Regions from separate parts of the Homo sapiens genome. Here regions 2, 3 and 4 are each linked to region 1. A link is a contact called in ENCODE Hi-C or POLR2A ChIA-PET data. All regions are on one chromosome and are shown on one strand. The core of a region is the stretch at or near the end of the contact, and the rest is flanking DNA. Distances in the headings are between cores, read along the strand shown. Region 1 has its middle 33 kb from the start of LINC02210. Region 2 holds the start of ACBD4 (acyl-CoA binding domain containing 4). Region 3 holds the start of STH (saitohin). Region 4 holds the start of MAP3K14-AS1 (MAP3K14 antisense RNA 1).

Region 1 (6,260 bases), core at 3,638-6,137:
GAAAAAAAAAAAAAAGAAGAGACCAGAGAGCCTTTCTTCTCTTTGTCCACCAAGTGAAGATATAGCAAGAAGGCAGCCATCTGCAAGCTAGGAAAAGAGCCCTTGCCAGCACCCAATCATGCTATCACCCTGATATGGGACTTCCCAGCCTCCAGAACTGTGAGAAATCAATGTCTGTTGTTTAAGCCACCCAGTATGTAATAGCAGCCTGAGCTAACTAAAACCATCACCGAACTAGCCTCTTTACCTATGATTAGCAAGAGGAAAATGGCTCTGTTACTTAGTAGAGGAAGGAGGCTATGTCTGAAAGCCAAAAATTCACTGGGGACACATCTTAGCAGGCTCTTGACCCTAAGACCTGGTTAATGGAAAAGTAGAGCAACCCAATAAAAACAAGACCACCAAGAAGTCAGGTCTTATGGAATAAAGTATTGAGTGTCCCTATGAGGCACAGAACCCTTCGAAAGGGGATTGGAAGAAGTGGTGGAAGAAGGCGGCTATGATTATCAACTTAGACTTCATCGCCATTTGTAGAAGGAGGCTTCTAACAGCTATGTTTTATGTTAATTGGCTCTTTTCTTTTTTCTTTCAACCTTATATTAAGAGCACTGGCAGAAGCTAGCGGTTTTGGTATCCTGTAATTATTAGTTGTATAACCTTGGCCAAGTAACTCAACCTTTCTGTGCCTCAGTTACTCATCTGTAAAACAGGGTAATAAGTCTCAACCTCGTACTTATGTTGTTATAAAGATTTAACACTAGGCTGGGCATGGTGGCTCACACCTGTAATCCCAGCACTTTGGGAGGCCGAGGAGGGTGGATCACCTGAGGTCAGGAGTTCAAGACCAGACTGGCCAACATGGCAAAACCCTGTCTCTACTAAAAATACAAAAAATTAGCTGGGTGTGGTGGCACGTGTTTGTAATCCCAGTTACTCGGGAGGCTGAGGCAGGAGAATTGCTTGAACTAAACCTGGGAGGCGGAGGTTGCAGTGAGCCAAGATCGTGCCACTGCACTCTAGCCCAGGCAACAGAGTTAGACTCTGTCTCAAAAAAAAAAAAAAAAAAAAAAAAATTAACACTTTGAACAAAAAAGAAAAAAATAATAAAATTTAAAAAAGATTTAACAATTGGGCCAGGCATGGTGGCTCATGCCTGTAATACCAGCACTTTGGGAGCGTGAAGATGGAGGATTACTTGAACCCAGGAGTTCCAGACCAGCCTGGACAACAAAGCAAGACTTTGTTTCTACTTTAAAAAAAAAAACCAAAGTCAGGTGTGGTGGTACACACCTGTGATCCCAGCTACTTGGGAGGCTGAGATGGGAGGATCCCTTGAGCCTTGGAGGTTGAGGCTGCAATGAGCCATGATCATACCACTGCACTCCAGCCTAGGCGACAGAGTGAGGCCCATGTCAAAAAAAAAAAATTATCCCCAACATTTAGCAGCTTAAAACAAAAAACATTTATTATATCACACTTTCTGTGGGTCAGGAATCTGGGAGGGACTTAGCTGGGTGGTTCTGCTCAGTTCTCTTGGGATGTTTCAGTCAAGCAGTGGCCTGGGGCTGCACTCTTATCTGAAGACTCAATTGGGAGAAAATATGCATTCAAGGTCACTCGTTGGTTGTTGGCAGGCTGTAGTTCCTCACTGAATATTGGTTGAAGACTTCATTGGCTTACTACCTGGACTTCTCCACACACTGCCTGAATGTCCTCCCCACATAGCTAGAGTGAATGAACTAAAAAAGAGAGAGAACACACACAGCCCAGGTAAGAGTTCAGTCTTTCTAAGTCATTATATGAAAAAGATTCTTTTTTTTTTTTTTTGAGATGGAGTCTCGCTCTGTCGCCAGGCTGGAGTGCAGCAGCACGATCCCAGCTCACTGCAACCTCTGCCTCCCGGGTTCAAGTGATTCTCCTGCCTCAGCCTCCCAAGTAGCTGGGATTACAGGCGTGTGCCACTATGCCCAGCTAATTTCTGTACTTTTAATAGAGACGGGGTTTCACCATGTTGGCCAGGATGGTCTTGATCTCTTGACCTTGTGATCCACCCACCTTGGCCTCCCAAAGTGCTGGGATTACAGGAGTGAGCCACCGCTCCTGGCCGAAAAAGATTCTTGCACACACATGTTTATAGTAGCACTATTCACAATTGTAAAAATGTGGAACCAACCCAAATGCCCATCAATGAGTGGCTAAAGAAACTGTGGTATAGATATACAGTGGAATACTACTCAGTCATAAAAAGGAATGAATTAATGGCATTTGCAGCAACCTGGACGGGATTGGAGACTATTATTCTTGTTTTTTTTTTTTTTTTTGAGATAGAGTCTCACTCGGTCACCCAGGCTGGAGTGCAGTTGCGCAATCTTGGCTCACTGCAAGCTCTGCCTCCTGGGTTCACACCATTCTCCTGCCTCAGCCTCCCAAGTAGCTGAGACTACAGGCGCTTGCCACCATGCCTGGCTAATTTTTTTTTTTTTTTTTGTATTTTTAGTAGAGACCGGGTTTCACCATGTTAGCCAGGATGGTCTCGATCTCCTGACCTCGTGATCCACCCGCCTCAGCCTCCCAAAGTGCTGGGATTACAGGCGTGAGCCACCGCACCCGGCCTTTTTTTTTTTTTTTTTTTTTTTTTTACTAACCAGGGGTTTAATATAAATACAACCAGCATAGAAAGACCCAAAACTATACAGAAACCAAAACCAGAATGCCATGTGGTGGAGGCAAAGGGCATAATTCCTGACCCCTTTGGCTCAGCTGCCCTTCCCCACAAATAAAAACCAACAAACAGGACAAATCAGGACAATAAAGAAGATTCATGCTAAGCTGTGGCAGAGGGGGGAAGGTATGATCGGGTGGGGGTGGGACAAGGAATGGCCAGGGAAGATAACTGGGTCAGGTTGGACCCTGGGCTGGGAGGGGGAGGGCAAGGCCCATCACCACAACTTAAGCAAAACCTAAGCTGCCCCCAGGTGCCATAGGTCCCTGTCCCAGCAGGGAGGCTGATGGGCCTGGGCCCATGCCCCTCCCCACCTTTGGGGGTCAGATAGTGGCCACCCAGGTCTGCTGGGTTGGGGCCTGACACAGGCTGTGCATGCCCATTCGGGCTGCCTGTGGAGAGAGAATGGAGTCACTGTTTAACCATGCTACCTGCCTCAGCCCCAGCAGACCACAGGAGGTTGGCCCCAGACTCAATGAGTGCCTGCAGCAGCCGTACAGACACAGCATCCTTGGCCACCTCATGCCCATCCCGGCCATCTAGGATCAGCACAACCCAGATGAGGCCGCTGAAGGGCACCGGATGCCCAGGAATCACCACCTGGTACCAGAAGCGGTGCCAGCCAGCAGGTCCTATGCCCAAACACTTGGTGAGGAACACAGAGCTGCCCAGCTTCATTCGTTGGCACAGCAACTGCAGGGTAGCCCGAGCCCCTTGGGACCCTAACTTGTCCCTTGCCAAGGCCAACTGGCTGCCGTCTGGCTGTGGGGACCACAAGGAGGGACCCACAAGCTGCTGGCGAAGTCGCTGCTTCAGTTCTGGCTTGAGCCACTCCACAGCCACCTGCTCTCCACAGAGGTGTGGCTGCCCTTCCTCCAGGGCCTTTTTGGCCATGGCAGCGGTCCAGTGCGAGCTGAATTTGAGCAGAGCGATCTGCCCGGGCGCCGGTCCGGGGCTGGGCAGCAGCCGCGCCTCCTGCAGGCCGGGACCCAGCGGCTGCAGCGCGGGCTGCAGCGCGGTGCGGGTCAGATTCGGCGGCAGGCAGTCAACGCTCAGCTCACACTTCCCGGTGCTGCGGCACAGAAGCAGCGGGCAGGACGGCCGCAGCGGGTGGTTGTGCAGCGGGCGATGGCGGCCTGCGCGCCGCGCCGCGAGCTGCAGCGGGCATATGCGAAGCCGCGGTTCAGGCCGCTGAAGGTCATCATCAGGCGGAACTCGTAGAGGCGGCCCACGCGCTGGAACAGCAGGATAGCTGGTGCTCATACACTTCCTGAGGCAGCCGCCCGATGAACACCTCTGACCCAGCCGGCGGCGGGCTGCCCACCCAGCCTGGGGGTGGCCCGCCATACTTCCTCTGCCCGTTCACCTGCACCAGGCGATGCCTGTCTGCCTGACCCACGCCTCCAGCGCCGCCTTGTTCTCTGGCTTCACCCTCTCACACCACAGCTCACAATCCCGCGTGGACTGCATGGCTCTCTATTCTCTTTTTTTTTGAGACGTAGTTTCACTCTTGTTCTCCAGGCTGGAGTGCAATGGCAGGATCTTGGCTCACCGCAACCTCCGCCTCCCGGGTTCAAGCGATTCTCCTGCCTCAGCCTCCCAAGTAGCTGGGATTACAGGCACCCGCCACCATGCCCAGGTAATTTTTGTATTTTTAGTAGAATTTAGGAGTTTCCTAAATTCTGGGGGCTTGTCTCCCTGTTCCCCCACCCCGACTAATTTCCCTCGGTCGCTGCCACTGCCCCGTCCCTTAGGTCGCTCGGGCCGCCCCACTCCGAGACTTTTTTTTCTTTCGCTGGTTCTTTCAGCTTCAGTTTCCCTAGAGGGCGGGAGGGGAATATTTGGGGGCTCTCCTGCCTTCCTCTCCGAGCCGCGGAAGGGGAGACGCAGGGAGGAGGTCCGACCGGCTTTGGGCTCCAGCCAGGGGTCCGCGGAGACTATGGTCTCCGAAGGCCTTAGACGCGGGGCATTTCGCCAGCTGCGCGTCTCTCTCAACCGCGCCACCAAGCCCGGAGTCCAGCCGCGCCTCGCTGCGCCCAGCCCCGGCGCCCCAGGCTCTCTGCCCCCGACTCAATGCTCCCGCGCTCCCCCAAGCAGCCGCTGCGCCACCTCGCCCCGTCCCAGGCTCGTAGGCTGCTCAGCTCACGTGACCGCGCTCCGTTAACGGAAGAAACGAGATGGAGGCTGAAGGCGATCCGCAGTGGGGCCCCAGCCATTCGGATTGAGCCTTCTCCCTCCAACCGCTTCCGCAGGCCGGGCCCCTCCTGCCCTGCCCCTCTGGCCTCCCCACCCGGCCCCAGCCGCCCCCACTGCGCCCATTGCGCCCGCCCCTTCCCGGCCGCTTTCCCTTCTCCCTCCGCCTCGGCTCCAACATGAGGGGCCGGCGGGGCAGGCCGACCAAGCAGCCCGCGGCTCCCTCTGCGGAGCGCTGCGCCCCGGCCCCGCCGCCGCTGCCGCTGCCCACGTCCGGACCCATCCGGGGTTCCGCTCGCGGCAACGCGGTAGCAGCCCGGGCAGGTGGGTCGCCGCCAGGCTGAGGTGGCGCCCAAGACGCGCCTGAGCTCGCCCAGGATGGGCAGCAGTAGCCGGAGAAAGCCGCCGCCGCCGGCCCCACCCCAGCACCAGCGCCCCGGCCGGGGGGAGGCGGGGGCAGCCACCTGGCCCGGACGGCTGCGGTCTGGAGGGCTGTCAACAAAGTGGTGTAGGAGGACGCCAGTTACTGCACGGAAAGCAGCGTCAGGAGCCATAGTACCTACAGCAGCACTCCAGGTACCCACTCAGCCCAGTTGCTGCAGACTCCTTCCCCACCTTCTCTGCCCTCCCCCTTTGCTCACTCGTGTGCTGTGCATCCTGCTCCGATCTCCCCCCAACCCCGCCGACCCCCAGAGGGGAAATGCGAGGGCACATCAAGTGGCAAAAAACCAGATTTATAGGAGGAAAGAGGCGCATTGTTCAAAATGGAGATTGCATTGTTGCAGTTGGCGGGCCACACTCGCTCTCTCTTCCCGCCTCCCGCCAACCTCCTCTTTTTCCTCCTCAGAATTTGTACCAGTGTAGTGTCTCCACCGGGCAAGATTGAAACTTGGGCAAACACATATCCATTGCTTTCATTTTTTCCCCTTGTTTTGGTAGTTTTCTGGAATGAAAGAAGCCTCTTGTTTTGCAAACCTCTTTTCATTTCTAATGTGGTTCCTTTCGGATTTTTATTATATATCTGTTCCTTAAAAGGGAATTAAGGATTTGGACAGATTGTGTGCCACAATCTGTTTTCACACCCCTAGCTGTGGTTTTAAAATTATGTTAAGGAAACGGATCATTTGGGTTAGTAGGGGAACCTTATCTGGTCTTGTGTGTTTGTTTTTATTCTTCGAGTGCTAACGGGCCCGTGCAACAGTTTCTGGTAAATGGCTGATTAAAAAGCAAAGCAGAAAGCCAAACAAGACCCAACGAAATTTGGTAATTCATCTGATTCAAAATTGTTTTGGTTAAATCAAAAATTTACAAGACCGCAGGAACACGCGTCTTAACTCATTTGATC
Region 2 (2,936 bases), core at 1-2,500, 450 kb after region 1:
TGTGCCCAGTCAGGGGCCAAAGATAGGCAGGGTTGGGGGTAACATGAAGGTGGTGATTCCCATGAGGGGGTCCATGTGTAGGAAACGTAGTGGGGGTCAGAACTGGAAGGGTGAGGCCACCTGGCCAGGAGCCTGGGGACAGAGAACCTGCAGCCCTTACCTTCTGTGCCACCAGTTTCATTTCAGTGATGTAGGCAGACATGGCCTCCTCCCTGCTCATCTTGCCCAGACTGTTCCAGGCGTCCCTGGGGGCAGAGGGCTGTGAGAGGGCTGCTTGACAGCTGAGGCTTGTCTGCCCAGCCAGCAGGGAGCTCACCACTTATATCGTCCAATGGGGTCCCAGAACCCGGGCCGGGGGACCAGGCAGGGCCCCATGGTGGCCTGCTTGTAGTAACTGTAGAATCGCAGCATCTCTTCATAGGAGGGGCGGTAAGAACCTGGGCAGAGAGTTGGGAAGCCAGGGCAAAGCATCACTCCCAGCTCCAAGGGGCGGAGGGGCGGGAGAACCCTGCTTGGAAAGGGCAGAGGTGGTGATGGGTCCCACCCAGGGCATCTGGACTAGGATAGGAAGCGGAGGGAACCCCCAGGACAGCCCAGGCAGGGGCTTGTCTGCAAAAACTGCAGTGATCAGGACCATTCTTTCTTCAGAGTCAGACCCCAGGCGTCCTGAATGCGAGTCCAAATGCGAGTCCCCGCAGCCTCACCGTTCTTGGGCAGGTTCTGGATGACGCTCACTGCAGCCTGGAACTGTTTCTGGCAGTCGGGCTCTGGGCTTTCTTTCTCGGTGCCCATGCTGCTGCGAGCCCTGGGGCCCTACTTTTGAGCGACTCTGCAAGAAGCAGCCTTCGTGTGAGGGGGCCTCCAGGGTCCCCCCGGCACCATAAGCCAAGGATTCACTTCCCAGAGGGGCAAACTAAGCTCTTTAGAGGCCTCAGACACCCTGGGAGGTCAGAAGTTGTGGTTGAGGAGCCTCCTTTTCCTACCTCAAGGCAGTGTGGTGGGGTCAGGGTCGCCAGGTGGCGAGGCAGGTGGCGAGGGCCTCAGTGCCAGATGTGTCCGTCCCCAGATGCGCCTCCTTTAGGTGCACATCTCCAACTCCCGAACAGGTGGAGAAACAAGATAGGAGTACTCAGGGCGGGGCGAACAGTCTCCCACCCTGGCCGCCTGCACCTTGGCCCAGCGTGTGCCCCGCGGCGCCCACTGCCAGGACACCTGGGTCCTCTCTCGCCACCACCCCGCGGCTTCCTACTGACCCCGGGGTCCAGCAGGGCCGGGATGGCGACGCAGATCGAGGGGGGGAATTTAGGCCAATGAGAGAGCCTGTTTCACATTCGGCTTACCTACCTCAACCATTCAGCACAGCTCTTTCAAGATCATGCAAATAGTTTCTCAGAGCCTTTCCCAATCAGGCGGGGCTTAATCGAAGGGTCGGACTTCCCAGCCCGGGATGGCCAAGGCGGGCGGCAGCGCCCCCTGGTGCACATAGTGAAAGGTCGTGGCGTCCTAGCGCCCCCTGGTGGAAATCCGCATCTGTTCGCTGATATCCAGGCCTGGCCGATCCGAGGCAACCCACTCAGCTCTCTAGACACTTAGGCACTGGGGATTAAAAAAAGTCATGTCCTGTGGTCAGGTGTTCTAGAGGAAGGACATCACAGCTCAGTTTTGGAAGATGGTCGGGCACGGTGGCTCATGCCTGTAATCCCAGAACTTTGGGAGGCCAAGGCGGGCGGATCACCTGAGGTCAGGAGTTCGAGACCAGCCGGGCCAACATAGTGAAACCCCATCTCTACTAAAAATACACAAATTAGCCGGGCGTGGTGGCGCGCGCCTGTAATCCCAGCTACACGGGAGGCTGAGGCAGGAGAATCGCTTGAACCCGGGAGGTGGAGATTGCAGTGAGCCAAGATTGCCCCACTGCACTCCAGCCTGGGCGAGAGTGAGACTCCATCTCAAAAAAAAAAAAAGAGTAAGCAAAATGGACATCGCAGAATGATGGTTACCAGAGGCTGGGAAGGGTACTGGGGAGGGGGGGAAATGGGTACAAAAATACAGTTAGAATGAATGAGATCCAGTGTTCGGTAGCACAATACAACGATTATAGTTACCAATAATTTATTGTATCTTTTTATTTTGTTTATTTTATTTTATTTATTTATTTTTTTGAGACGGAGTCTCACTCTCTCCCGGGCTGGAGTGCAGTGGCGTGATCTCGGCTCACTGCAATCTCCGCCTCCCGGGTTCACGCCATTCTCCTGCCTCAGCCTCCCGAGCAACTGGGATTACAGGCGCTCGCCACCACGCCCAGCTAATTTTTTGTATTTTTTAGTAGAGACGGGGTTTCACCATATTAGCCAGGATGGTCTCGATCTCCTGACCTCGTGATCCGCCGACCTCGGCCTCCCAAAGTGTTGGGATTACAGGCGTGAGCCACCGCGCCCGGCCTATTGTATCTTTTTAAATTAATTATTTTAAAAACAATTTTTGTAGAGGCAGAAGTCTCATTATGTTGCCCAGGCTGGTCTTCATTCAATACCTGGCCTCAAGTGATCATCCCACCTCTGCCTCCCAAAGTGCTGGGATTACAGGCGTGAGCCACCGCATCCGGCCAATTTATTGTATATTTCAAAATAACTGGGCGGGAAGTGGTGGCTCAGGCCTGTAGTCCCAACACTTTGGGAGGCCAAGGCAAGAGAATTGCTTTGAGGCTGCAGTGAGCTATGATCATGCCACTGCACTCCACCCTGGGCAACCAAGTAGTGAGACCTTGTCTCTAATAAACAAATAAAATACAAATACAAATAACTAAAAGCGGAATTGGAATGTTCCTAATACAAAGGAATGATAAATGCTTGAGGTGATGGTTACTTCAATTACCTTGATTTGATCATTACACATTTTATACCTGTATCAAAACATTACATGCCTCTCCATAATTC
Region 3 (6,260 bases), core at 1-2,500, 410 kb before region 1:
GATCGGCGGGGCCTACGGGCTCTTCCTGCCTGGCACCCCACCCAGCTCCTCCTCCTTGCCTGCAATCTCTACCCCTACCCAGCTGGTGCTCCAGTGCGGCCACCTGATTATCTGCATTTTCCTTTCAAAATAATTCCATTTGGGGCCCCAAAGCAATCTATGTTCACTGTAGCAAATCCTGAAAACAGAGAAAAGCACAAAGAAGAAAACAGAGAAAAGCACAAAGGGGAAAACAGACGTTTTCCGTTTTTCCCCCAATGATTTGCAGCAATCTGCGGCAGTTTTCAGCCTCTGCAGGTTCCCAAACGTGACTTGGCTCCTGCTCTTTTCCCTTTGGTGTTAGCATCTGTTCCGGCACGGTTGAGGGATTCTTCAGACTCCGCCAGCTTTGCCTCTTTTGTAGCCAAACATTTATTGAGCACTTACTGCATACTGGGTACTACATGAGGCCACAGGGACCCAAAGGTCTCAGCAAAAGCTCGTGGAGCCTTCAGGCCAGTCCAGGAGGAGGAGGCCTGACACCCTTCAGCGGGTCATTTTAAAGGCTCTTGTGCATGGACCCTGTATGACATTTTTCTTTTTCTTTTTTCCTGGAGATTCATGTGTTGGTCTTTGTTATGGCTGAGGTTTAGTTTCAGACAATTTTTCTAGGCTTTCCTGGCATTTAAGGGAGGCTGTGACTGTGTCCTCTGCCACTTTTCCACACTTCGTCCCCCAAAATATCTCAAGAAAAGTCAAGTCACCCTTTCTCCTTTAACCCTTTAGTAGATTTGGACGTGCTGCCTCCACCCAGCATGGTGACGTCATAACCTGGGGCTCCCATCTGCCCCTTTCTACACTTGGCATGAGGTCGCCTGACTCTCACCCCTCATGGGCAGAGGCAGGGCAGCTGCAGGGTGGGAGGGACAGTTCTGGCCCTGAAAGGGGCCTTCAATGGAAAGTTGTCTTCCCTGCTCAGCCCCATTCCTGCTGCTCTCTTCAGAGCTGTAAGAACTGGGCCAAATGGTGCCCACACCTTCCAAGCCAACCTCAGATGAACTCAGGGTCAACAGGGAAGCTACTTCCCATGCTAAGCTGAGGGTTCTGTCTCTGGCAACCTGAATCATCCACTCACACAGAGGCTGAGTTAAATTAACCCCGCATTCAATGAGGGCCGGCCACCTGCACAGTCTTGTGGGGGCTGCAAAAATGCATGAGACTTGGCCTCCACCCTCACTCATGGCCCAGACTAGGGAGCAGCAGACACATGCTCAGTGTGGTCAGAGTTTACAGGGGCTTTAAGAAGAGAGAGGGGAATCCAGGAAGACTTCCTGGAGGAGATGGCAACTGAACTTGGATTTAAGGGAAGGGAAGAGATAAGGAGAGAAGGACATTCCCCACCATGGGACACAGGGCAGGGTATGGCAGAACCCAGGGGCCCCCAGAGGTGCATGGGCGGGGAACCCCAGACGGGGAGCAGCAGATTCAGGCTAGGGGGAAGGGAGCACCTTGTGGGTGCTGCTTGTTATGTGACTTGAGGAGATCCTGGATGGCAGTCTGGGTGCTGGAGCAGGATGGGGGTGCATGGGTGGGCAATGGGAGAAAAGGCAGGAAAGGCCAGTGAGGGCCCCTCTGGGGTCTTGGGCAGCACCAAGGCCAGGCACCCTGGAGAATGAAAGTCACGGTGGTCCCAAGATGGGGCTTCTGGAGGCGACTTTCGAGAACCGAATGAGGACTGGAAAGTCTGGAGACGAGGGAGCGCATTGTCCCCAGTGGAAGCGCAGGACAGTTTCCCTCAGCTGCGGTACAGGACAGAGGCCCTGGGTCACCTGTGAGTTATTTCCCCAAGGTCTCTAACCAGGCCACTGTGGTGGATGAGGGTCCAGAGAGCCTCTTCCACTACAAGCTCCACATGCCTGAGCAGGAAAAGGCCGGACCTTAATTTAACCCGGATCGTTTGCCATCAGGAGGGAGATTCTGAGATGTTCTCTTCCTTCCCTCCCTCCTGTGTTCCAGGGAGCTCTGCCCTTGTCCCCACAGCCACAGGGGAGCCACTGTCTGTCCTTTCCTCGATGAGAGGAGGTGCTCTGGGGCACAGCCGAGTCTTCTCCACCTCTGTGCACCGCCTGGCACGCAGGGACTCTCAAAAGAGGCCTGATGCACAGAGGCAGGGTCTACACATGCGTCCCTTTTAACCCGACCGTCCATTTCCATCCCGATGGGATGTGACACTGCACTCACAAGCTTGTTCGGGGGCAGGGGGGATCCTGGGTGGGGGGAGGTGGCAGGGTTTGAGGCAAGGTGCCCATGTGCACTGGTGGCCACCCTCCGTCCAAATGCCCCAGGCTCAGACCCAAGTGATAAGAACTTCAATGGTGTGGAGAGCGCCTGCGTGGGGGAGGCAAGCTGACACGCAGGCCCAGGGTTCCAGAAAGCCCCCTAGCTCCCCGAGGCCCAGTGCCCAGAAGGCCCAGCACATCTGCAGCCTCAGAGTGAGCTGTGGTCCTTCTCACCCCCAGCCTCCTCTTCACCCTTCCCCAGCTCCCCAGTGCTGGGTGGCGGGAGCGGGGTCCTGGGCTGAATTGTGGTCCCCGCAAATTCACATGTTGAAGCCCTAACCCCCCTCCCCAACACCCCCGTACCTTAGAATGTGACTCTATTTGGAGACAGGGCCTTTAGAGAGGTGACTAAGTGAAAAATGAGGTCATCAGGCTGGGCCCTAAGCCATGGTGGGTTTTTTTGGTTTGTTTTATTTTGTTTTGAGACAGAGTCTCGCTCTGTTGCTCAAACTGGAGTGCAGTGGCACTATCTCGGCTCACTGCAACCTCTGCCTCCTGGGTTCAAGCGATTCTCCTGCCTCAGCCTCCTGAGTAGCTGGGATTATAGGCGCGCACCACCACCACGCCCAGGTATTTTTGTATTTTTAGTAGAGACGAGGTTTCACCCTGTTGGTCAGGTTGGTCTCGAACTCCTGACCTCGTGATCTGCCTGCCTCAGCCTCCCAAAGTGCTGGGATTATAGGCGTGAGCCACTACGCCCAGCTGCCATGGTGTTCTTATAAGAAGATGAGCATGCGCAGAGCTACCAGGAGCACACACAGAGGGAAGACTGCAGCGGTGCAGGACAGAGGTGGCTACCCACGGCCACAGAGAGGCCTTGGAAGAAACCCACCCGCCCACACCTGGCTAGTGAGGAGGCATACTGCTGTTCTTTCACTGTGGTGCTTTGTATGTCAGCCCTAACGCACCCAGACGAGGGGCACAGGGACAGGAATGGGGAAAGGGATCCAGGCCAGGCCCCCGAAGTCTGTGCTTCTCCACCTTTAGGAAGCTGGAGAGCTCGCGAGCACCCACTTGCTCCCAGAAGAATCAGCTGATCAAAACAGAACCCCCAATCTCCCCAGAATCCAGAGGAACCCAACCTAAGCAGATGGCCCACGAGTGGAGATGCTGACCTATGGGTGGCAGTGTATTCTGCCCAGAAGGCAGGTGGGGAACCGCTGTGGGTGCCCTGACTATGAGAGCCTCCGGCCGTGGAGACACAGCCCTGCCATCTCTGTCCGATTAACAGGGGCTGAAGGGGCAAGAGAAGAGCCAGAACGTTCTCTCGCCTGAGGAGGGCACTCACAGTGTAGTGGAGAGCCCAATAAAGAACTGAACTTCCTTGAAGAGGGTCCAGAGGGGACTGGGGTGTTATGCGGGGGTGCTCAGGTGCGGGGAGCCCCACACCTCCATGCACAGTCCCACGACTCCACGCTCAACCGCGCACCTCCAGGCGCAGCCCTACCCTTCCAGGCACAGCCCTACCCCTCCAGGCGCAGCCCCCCACACCTCCACGCGCAGCCAGCCACTCTCACCTTCCCGCCTCCCGGCTGGTGCTTCAGGTTCTCAGTGGAGCCGATCTTGGACTTGACATTCTTCAGGTCTGGCATGGGCACGGGGGCTGTCTGCAGGCGGCTCTTGGCGGAAGACGGCGACTTGGGTGGAGTACGGACCACTGCCACCTTCTTGGGCTCCCGGGTGGGTGGGGTTGGAAGGGACGGGGTGCGGGAGCGGCTGCCGGGAGTGCCTGGGGAGCCGGGGCTGCTGTAGCCGCTGCGATCCCCTGATTTTGGAGGTTCACCTGGGAAGGAAGGAAGGGAGTGAAGCCAGGACTCGAGTGGGTGGGGTCAGAAAAGGCCCTGGGGGCTGCCTGTCCCGTGGGTCCATTCCCAGGCTCACCACTGGGTTAGGCAGGTGGAAGCCAGGTTGGAAGCGCAGCTACAGCAGACGGCTGCCCTGGGGAAGCATCTCTTCCTCCCTGCCTTTTTGCTTAGGGACAGAGACACCCCTTTCCCAGGAAAGCAATGGAAAACCATCAACCACCATCCAATACCCGCTCCCAGAGAGGTGGCCAACTCGGCTCCACAGTCTTTGGGTCAAGAGATGGGCTCCAACAAGCTGTGTGGCCTCAGACAAGTAACTTCCCCTCTCTGAGCTCAGAGGCCTTAATTTGAAAATGGAAATAATTATAATCCCTGCGGCCAGCGTGGCTCCAGGAGGTGGTAGATATGCTTTGCCAACCTCTAATACAATTCTTCAGGGCCTTTATCCTAAATAAGGGTGATGCAGTGACGAGACCCAGCTGTGCCCTCAAGCCTGGACGCTTCTGACCCTTTCCCCACAGGGTGAATGTTCAGCTGTTCAGCTGTTCGGCTAGTTCAGGGCTCCTGCCAGCACCCTGGCTCCTCTGTGGGATTTGGCCTTCAGAACAGGATGCCTGCTCCACGCCTGCCTGTCCCTAGCTGTCCACACGAGCCATACCGCTTCATGCTGCTGTGCCCTGACGTACAGTTCCCCACCTGCCATGCATAGCAGTTACTAGCGCACCCTTCCAACACCCTGGAAGCTGCTGGGGGGTCTCTTCTCCTCTCCATGCAGATGCTGTCCCTCCCTCCTCTGGGTGTCCTTTACCCTCAAACTTGCTTCTGTTACTGCACTTCCCAGGCCCCCGTTACACTTCAACAGTCTGGTATTCTATCTCATGGGTCTGTATTTTCCAAAGTGTGGCCCACGGAACCCTGCGTCAGAATCTCCGGAGCTTTCAAGGAGGAAAGTGGGAGTTGCAAAATGCAAATTTCTCGATCCCCTTCAAGAGTGGATAGAGCAGAATCTCTAGGGGTGGGACCTGCAAAGCCTCATTTTTCTCAAGCTCCACAAAGACTGAAGTCTGAGAACCGCAGGCCTCACCCTGTGCCGAGGTGTGCTTAGCTCCCCTGCAGTCTGAGAACTTAGCTTTCCTGCAAGTCCAGAAGCTTCCCGCAGCAATGCCCCTGCCGCTGCCCCAGGCATTTGCTGTAACACATACCTGCTGGCCAGACCTGGAGAAGGGCAGCTCTTTGAAGCACCCATGTAGCCAATGGGCAGCTTGGCCAGTGACGAATAAGCACTAGTTTTCTTTTGTTGTTGTTTTGTTTTTTTGTGGTTTTTTTTTTGAGACGGAGTCTTATTCTGATGCCCAGGCTGGAGTGCAATGGCGTGATCTCGGCTCACTGCAACCTCCGCTGCATGGGATCAAGCGAGTCTCCTGCCTCAGCCTCCCGAGTAGCTGATATTACAGGTGTGCAGCACCACGCCTGGCTAATTTTTGTATTTTTAGTAGAGACTTATTTTAGTAGAGACTGGATTTTTGTATTTTCAGTAAAGATTTCTTTAGTAGAGGTTTTACCATGTTGGCCAGGCTGGTCTTGAACTCCTGACCTCAGGTGATCCACCCGCCTCGGCCTCCCAAAGTGCTGGGATTATAGGCATGAGCCACCGCACCCAGCCAGCACCAGTTTTTAGAATTTGACTTCCATGTCTTTTTTAAAAATAATGTTTTTTATAGAGACGGGGTCTGACTATGTTGCTCAGGCTGGTCTTGAACTTCTGGCCTCAAGCGATTCTCCCACCTCAACCTCCCAAAGTGCCGGGATTATAGACGTGAGCCACCGTGCCCTGCGGATTTCCATGTCTTGGATGTTCCTGAAGTAGTACGCTCTGTGGCAATAGGACAAACGAAGCCTCTTATTTTCCACATAAGGAAACAACAGATGGGGCCTCGGCCTCCAGGGCCTCCAGGCTCAGCCTCTCTGCCTCCTCAGACCTCCCATCCTCCTGCCTCCCTGACTTCAGAGACCCAGGGTGACCAGTGGGCTTGGTGGTGGTGGCTCCAAATACTTTTCATGCCTCTTATTTACAGAGTGGTCGTGGGCAAGTCACCTGACCTCCTTAAGCCTATGTCTTCATCTGAAACATAGGGAG
Region 4 (6,260 bases), core at 2,981-5,480, 340 kb after region 1:
GTGAATACTATTGCATTGTCTGGGTGTATCACTGTTTATTTATCCATTCACCTACGGAAGGACATCCGGGTTGCCGCCAAGTTTTGGCAATTATGAATAAAGCTGCCATAAACATCCATGTGCAGGTTTTTGTGTGGATATGAGTTTTCAAAACATTTGGATAAATACCAAGGAGCACGATTGCTGGATCATGTGATAAGGGTGCGTTTAGTTTTGTAAGAAACTGCCAAACTCTCTTCCAGATTGGCTGCACCATTTTGCATTCCCACCAGCGATTAATCAGTTCCTATTGTTCCACATCCTCACCAGCATTTGGTGGTGGTGGTAGTGTTTTGGATTTTGGTATCTGAATAGCTGCATAATAGTATCTCATTGTTTTAATTTGCAATTTGCTGATAAGATATGATGTTGAACATTTTTTCATATGCTTACTTTCATTTGTATATATTCTTTGGTGAGGTGCTTGTTTAGATTAGATTTTTTTTTTTTTTTTTTTTTTTTAGACAAGGCTTCATTCTATCACCCAGGCAGAGTGCAGTGGCTCGATCATGGCTAATTGCAGCCTTGAACTCCTGGGCTCAAGTGATCCTCCTGTCTCAGCTTCCCAAAAAGCTGGGACTAAAGGTGTGCACCACCATGCCTGGCTAAGCTTTTTATTTTTTGTAGAGATGGGATCTTTCTATGTTGCCCAGGCTGATCTCAAACTCCTGGCCTCAAGTGATCCTCCCACCTCAGCTTCCCAAAGTGCTGGGATTAAAGATGTAAGCCACCACACTTGGCTTTGCCCATTTTTTTTTAAATCGGGCTGTTCATTTTCTTACTGTTGAGGGGTTTTATTTTTTTGTTTTTTTGAGACAAGTTCTTTCTCCATCACCCAGGCTGGAGTACAATGGTGCCATCATGGCTCACTGCAGCCTTGAACTTCTAGGCTCAAGCAATCCTCCCTCCTCGGCCATCCAAAGTGCCGGGATTACAGTCCTGAGCACCATGCCTGGCCTTACTGTTGAGTTTTAGGAGTAATTTGCAGAGGGCAGAAGACCAAGAGATCCGAGTCATCACAGAAAACAAACAGGTGACCAGGGCTGGAGGAGGGTCCTTTTCCCTCACCCAGGGTGGGGGGAATCACTGCCCTACCCCTTTCCCCAGAATCCCCTGCATAGAGGGCTGTGGTACAGCTTCCTATGGAGGATCCTGGGAGGAGGTGGAACTGTATACCCACAGGCCTGGTCCCAGGTCCCCTGGAGTCTGAGTACCTGAGTGGGCTGGGTCCCTCTGCCCTCTCTCCTTCCTGCCTCTGAGGCCTCCACAGCACCCTCAAAGGCTGCTCACATGAGATCCAGCAAAGGAGCAGGCTGGCAGGATGCAGAAAGGGAGGCTGCAGCTGCATACTGCCTGGCTGACCCAGATGGAGCCAGCAGCAGCCATGGCCACAAAGGCTGCACACACCATGAGGAGGGCAAGAGAAACCCAGGGCCTTGTGAAGCTGCCCATCCAGCCGAGTCAGGTCCAGATGCTGGGTCTCAGAGGTGAAGGCAGGGACCGGAGGCCAGGCCTCGGGTGCTGGGTTTGGGGTAAAGCCTGGCTAGCCCTGGCATTTCTATGCAACAGATGCAAAGACCTTTCCAACCTCTTTCTTTCTCCTGGGGCAGCTTGACAGGCAAGACACCCCAGCAGCTGGCAGGTGAGGGCCCCAGGACTGGGAGTAGAGAAGAAAATTAGGGGGTGCTCAGGGAAAAACTACAAAGGATTGCCTGCCCTGAAGCTGGGGTCACTGCAAGAAGCCAGTGTTTGCAACCATCCCTCCATGCTTGTCTGATTTGCTCATCTCTACAACCCTAGGGCTCACAGTCTTGTGTGTGTGTGTGTGTGTGTGTGTGTGTGTGTGTGTGTGTGTGTAGGAAAGGAAAAGAAAACTCAGTGGATTGGTAGATAGGTGAATGCAGGTATTTAGATGGATGGATAGATGGATGATGAACAGGATGGAAAAGAAGGGAGAAGGTAAAGAAGGAGAAAAAATGGGGGGAAAAATCTGAGTTCCCCTGCCTCATGGGGTCTAGGACCATAGGGGTAAAGGCAAAAGAAACTACAGCCCCAGTGCTCCCCCAAACAACATGTCCTGATATTGGCAAGGGCCCCTCAAAGCAGAATCACTTTATTCATCATCAACAATGGTCAGTGCCTACTACATGCCAGGCACCAGCAGGGCTCCAAGACACTGTAGCTTCAGAGCCAGACTGCCAGATGTGACCTTGGACATGAGTTTTGAATGTTTTTCAAACATGAGTTTTGGACATGAGGACTGGATGGGCACATAACATGTACCAACACACAACAGCCACTGCTACTCTTTATATTAAAAGTTATAGGCCAGGTGTGGAGGTTGATGTCTGTAATCCCAACAGTTTGGGAGGCCAAGGCGGGAGGATTACTTGAGCCCAGGACTTTGAGACCAGCCTGAGTAACATGGCGAAACCCCATCTCTACAACAAATTAAACAATAAGCCAGGCGTGGTGGCACGTACCTGTGATCCCAGCTACTCAGAAGGCTGAGGCGAGAGGATCGTTTGAGCCTTGGGAGGTTGAGGCTGCAGTGAGCCGAGATCTCGCCACTGCACTCCAGCCTGGGCAAAGAGTGAGACTCTGTCTCAAAAATAAATAAATAAATAAATAAAAATTTAAAACACCCAGGAGGGAGTTGGAATGAGCCAAGTCGTCAGTTCCACCTGAGTTAGAGTGGGCAGCTCTCAGGGTTCTTGTGTGGGTGGTTCGTCTTGCCACCTGTCCCCTCTACCCTCAGCCTTCCAGGATATCTTCAAACTCTTCAGCTCCAGCCCAACAGGCACCGTGGACATGCACAGCATGAAAGTTGCCCTGGGCAATGTGGGTATCCAGCTGAGTCCACAGGAGACGTTCGAGGCTCTGCGGCAGGCAGACTTGGATGGTGGGTGCCCCAACCCTGTCTTCTTGTCCCCTCCCACCTCCAGGCATTCTTTTAAAGAATGCCTCCCCTTCCCACAAAATCCTGGCCTGGTCCTATTTTAAAGTTCCCTCTTCCAGGAAGCCTGCCCTGACCAACACACCTATCTCATGGCCTGTAAACGTTGCTGCTGTGTTCATCCTAATCCTGATTTGGGAACCCCCAAGGCATGGGCCGTTTCTCCCCCATTGAAACTGGGGTCTGCCCTTGGCTAGAGGCAGGACTAGATTCTCTAACACCTGGAACTGCCAGCAGGCATGTGCAAGGCAGGCCTTCTGCAGGGGGCAGGCACCCACAGCACCCCCTCTCCTCTCTCCCCAGGTGATGGAATCGTAAGCTTCATTGACTTCCTGGGTGTCTTCGATGACAACCACCGCTTGGCTCAGTGCATGGGTGAGGGGCAAGGCTGGTGGAGGAGGGGTGGGCCTGGCTTAGGGGGTGCCCCCTCCTCACCCTCCTTCACCTTTTTTGCCCCCAAGCCGGGTGAGGAACAGCCAGCTCTGTACCCCCAGGGACTGCAGACCCTGTTCTTGGAAATGCTGTTCAAGCTGCTGGGCCGGGGCTTTGTGCCCTCCAAGTTGGCACGGGGGGTGATGAGGTGGGCACAACCATACCAGCTCCTGGGCCCACAATGGGAGGAGCAAACCCTGCCCCCCGCAGGGACCCCTGATATTCCTGCCCTAGAGACGGGAGCCCTGAATTCTGAGTCTGTTTCCTGGGCCCCAAGTCGCCCCAGGACAAAGACAAAGCAGCGGCTTCCGGCCCTGCTTTGGCTTCCGCACCTGTGAGACAGAGAGGGCTGGGAGTGTCTGAGGCGGCCGCCCCGCCTCTCTTCTCCAAGCTACTACTTCAAGAAGCAGCGGGCTCTGCGGCTCAGCCCAGGCTGCGGGGGTTGGGGGGCGCTCCCACGCGGGGCTCGCCTTCTGCCACGCGGCGCGCATCAGCGACCTCTCCAACTAGGAGCTGGCGCGCTCGCTGCACAAACTGCACGAAGTAGGTGCGTCCCCGACGGGGCGGGGGGCGCCGGGACCCGCGGGAGGGACCTCTCCCGGCCACTTACAACCCCCGCCCTCGCCTCCGACCCCCAGGACCCGTTCTGAGGACCGTCTCCTCCTCCACCTCCTCCCAGGCACCCGCCCCAGGTGCGCGCAGCCCGTACTCTCAGATTCCTAACCTGGAGGGGTTGGCGCTCCCGGAACGCAGGACACGAAGCCCAGCCCCGGGCCCCGGCTTCCGCCTGATCCAGCCCTACTAGCCCGGCCGCCCCAAGATCCCGCCCAGCCCGGGGCGTGTCTCGGCCTAGGTGAGAGCCGGCGGGCGGGGGAGGGACACGCAGTGAGGGGCGGGACAAGTGCCCGGAGGACAGACAGATGGGGCGACACTGGCTGGTGGAGGGGAGGGGCAGGCGAGGAGCGGGGGCAGGCCCGGAAGAAATGGGGACCCGGCAGGCGGTGACGGAGGCGGCACGCGCGGAGATGTAAGGCGAGGTCACTTATGGCGTCACTAAGTACTGGGTAGGGCGAAAGGAAAAGGGGCCAGATGCCCGGGTGGGAGGCAGGACTGGCGCAAATGGGGCGGGGCAGCCGGAAGGAGAACTGCTGCGGGGCTGGCCCGGCGTGTCTAACCCCAGCTGCCCGCTCGCCCCCTCCGGCCTCCCGCAGGGATACTGGGCCAGCCACGAAAGCCTCCGCCCCCTCGAAGCGGGCTCCCTCGCCGCCAACTCTAGTGAAGAAGCAGCCCTTCTCCCCGGCGCCCGCTGGTTTGCAGAGGCCTGCTATGAAGAGCTTGTGCAAGTAAAGCGTTTGCTGAGCGGAAACAGGCTGCGGGTGGCTGCGGCAGGCATGGAGCCGACGCGGATCTTTTGCAAACATCTTTATTAATCTCATATAAAAATAAGGTCCATGGACGGTCCTCGGGGCTGGGGCTTGCGGGGGCGAGGTGCACTTTATAAGTTACAGGCCAGGCTCCTGCTGAGGCTAAGTATGGCTATTTGGAGGGGGCTTTAGGGTGGGTGCTGCAAGCAGCATTTGGGGGAAGGGGCGGGCGATGCTGCCCTCTGTGGCCAAGAGGAGGATGCACCAGCCCGTTTGAGGCGGGCCACAGCGGAGGAGGGGCTGCCCGGCCAGCCGAGCTGAGGACCACCTTCCTTGAGCCTCAGCCTGTCCACGGCCCCACACCCCTGCAGAATCCACCTGCAGAAATAGCGGCTACAGCGAGAGGTCGGAGGTGACCTGCAGTGGGGGGCCCGGGGGACGCCGACGGGCACTGCGGCGGCCTGTGTCTGCGCGGATGTAGGGCTGGTTCCGCAGATCTGGCAGCCGAAGGAGACACATTTACCATTCAGGAGTCCGCCCAGAGCTGGGAGCATGGCTCCAGGGCACAAAGCTTAGCCTCCTAAGGACTCAGATTGTGTGCACATGGCAGGGGTACCGTTTATGTTTGCCAGACCCCTCCACCCCACAAATCACATCCCAGCCATCCACTGGCCCAGGAGAAGGCAGCATGCCTCAGTTCTCCCAAGGGTCCCAGGGGCTGTGGGCAGCGTGGTATCAGAGGCCAGGTCATCTGGGTACCTGAGGGGCTAGAGGGGCATCTCTTCTCCCAGGCTGGCCTCACAGAGGAGCCGGGATGTCCGCTTGCCGGTGCGGGCCGTGAAGGGCACCGTCTTGATCACTGAGTGGGGGTGGGGCAGGTGAAGGGGAGTAGAGAAAGGAAAAAGGAAAGAAAAACAGAAAAGGTAGCAAGAAGCAGTGTGGCAGCCAGTCCCCCAGAGGATAGCGCATTGGGTCAGAAGAAAGCATAGAAGGACAGACTGAGGATAAGACCAAGGCCTGGCCAAGCCCTTACCTGTGATGATGTCTTCAATGGCCCCATCACGGTCGCTCTCATAAATGAGTGGCTCCTTCTGCTGCCTCCGTTTCAGCTCAGAGATGAGGTCCATCTGTGGCCGCCGGGCCTTTGGCGGTGACTAGGGGGAATTTATAGCTCCAGCTCCAGGATGCCTCCCCATCACCAAAACCCTGGAATATCTGCCTGGTCCCCCACAGCAAGGACAGCTGGCTTGAGCAGAAAGAACCCTTTCCCATCCCAGGCTCCTGGGGCAGGGTCAGTCTGTAACAGTGAGGGTGTGGGGGTGGCACCAGAGGGTGATGAGATGCCATGCATCCCTGCAGCCCAGTACCAAGCCCAGGAGCAGTTGCCTACCTTGGGTGCTGGGGGCTCCCCTTTGCCCGGGGTATCAGCGCCTGCCTCCTGGGCAGCGGCTTCTTTTTTCCACTGTTCC

What was found. A loop is a pair of places that touch in the nucleus more often than their neighbours do. ChIA-PET counts read pairs that join two places held with the same protein, here RNA polymerase II (POLR2A). Pooled maps may share reads with other maps.
Region 2: a pooled map shows a loop between it and region 1 (7-fold over the local background). The contact joins the promoter of ACBD4 here to the enhancer-like site in region 1. A Hi-C loop is called at or near these places in 1 of 168 maps with a recorded cell type or tissue (naive thymus-derived CD4-positive, alpha-beta T cell), 4 of 37 single-sample maps with no recorded cell type and 7 of 50 pooled maps. POLR2A ChIA-PET finds 5 or more read pairs at or near these places in 4 of 52 experiments (CD4-positive, alpha-beta T cell, MCF 10A and WTC11).
Region 3: a loop to region 1 is called in a map of chondrocyte, with 4 times the contacts of the local background. The contact joins the promoter of STH here to the enhancer-like site in region 1. A Hi-C loop is called at or near these places in 2 of 168 maps with a recorded cell type or tissue (chondrocyte and naive thymus-derived CD4-positive, alpha-beta T cell), 1 of 37 single-sample maps with no recorded cell type and 13 of 50 pooled maps.
Region 4: a loop to region 1 is called in a map with no recorded cell type, with 11 times the contacts of the local background. The contact joins the promoter of MAP3K14-AS1 here to the enhancer-like site in region 1. A Hi-C loop is called at or near these places in 1 of 37 single-sample maps with no recorded cell type and 8 of 50 pooled maps. POLR2A ChIA-PET finds 5 or more read pairs at or near these places in 2 of 52 experiments (CD4-positive, alpha-beta T cell and GM12878).

What each region holds. Positions count from the first base shown.
Region 1 is chr17:45,583,803-45,590,062 of GRCh38, reverse strand. It overlaps the pseudogene DND1P1. Among named protein-coding and RNA genes, the nearest start is that of LINC02210, 33 kb to the left of the region's middle. RefSeq lists an enhancer at 4,768-5,712. Within about 2 kb of position 4,887, at least 39 of the 41 ENCODE cell types and tissues checked have a DNase peak (open chromatin) inside an H3K27ac peak, as active enhancers do; they include CD4-positive, alpha-beta T cell and GM12878, where a contact is called at or near this core.
Region 2 is chr17:45,134,001-45,136,936 of GRCh38, reverse strand. It overlaps ACBD4 (acyl-CoA binding domain containing 4), which reads right to left and starts at 1,250. Exons shown (of 10, transcript NM_001135705.3): 1 at 984-1,250; 2 at 705-829; 3 at 317-437; 4 at 161-245. The coding sequence starts at 792.
Region 3 is chr17:45,994,240-46,000,499 of GRCh38, reverse strand. STH (saitohin) reads right to left here and starts at 1,250. Exons shown (of 1, transcript NM_001007532.3): 1 at 806-1,250. The coding sequence starts at 1,220. The coding sequence ends at 834. It overlaps MAPT (microtubule associated protein tau), which reads right to left. Exons shown (of 13, transcript NM_001377265.1): 9 at 3,836-4,101.
Region 4 is chr17:45,245,895-45,252,154 of GRCh38, reverse strand. It overlaps MAP3K14-AS1 (MAP3K14 antisense RNA 1), which reads right to left and starts at 4,230. Exons shown (of 4, transcript NR_110326.1): 1 at 4,152-4,230. It overlaps FMNL1 (formin like 1), which reads right to left. Exons shown (of 27, transcript NM_005892.4): 24 at 6,182-6,260; 25 at 5,825-5,945; 26 at 5,551-5,650; 27 at 4,837-5,288. The coding sequence ends at 5,559. It also overlaps the pseudogene EFCAB15P. RefSeq lists enhancers at 3,383-3,432, 4,683-4,752 and a silencer at 3,843-4,572.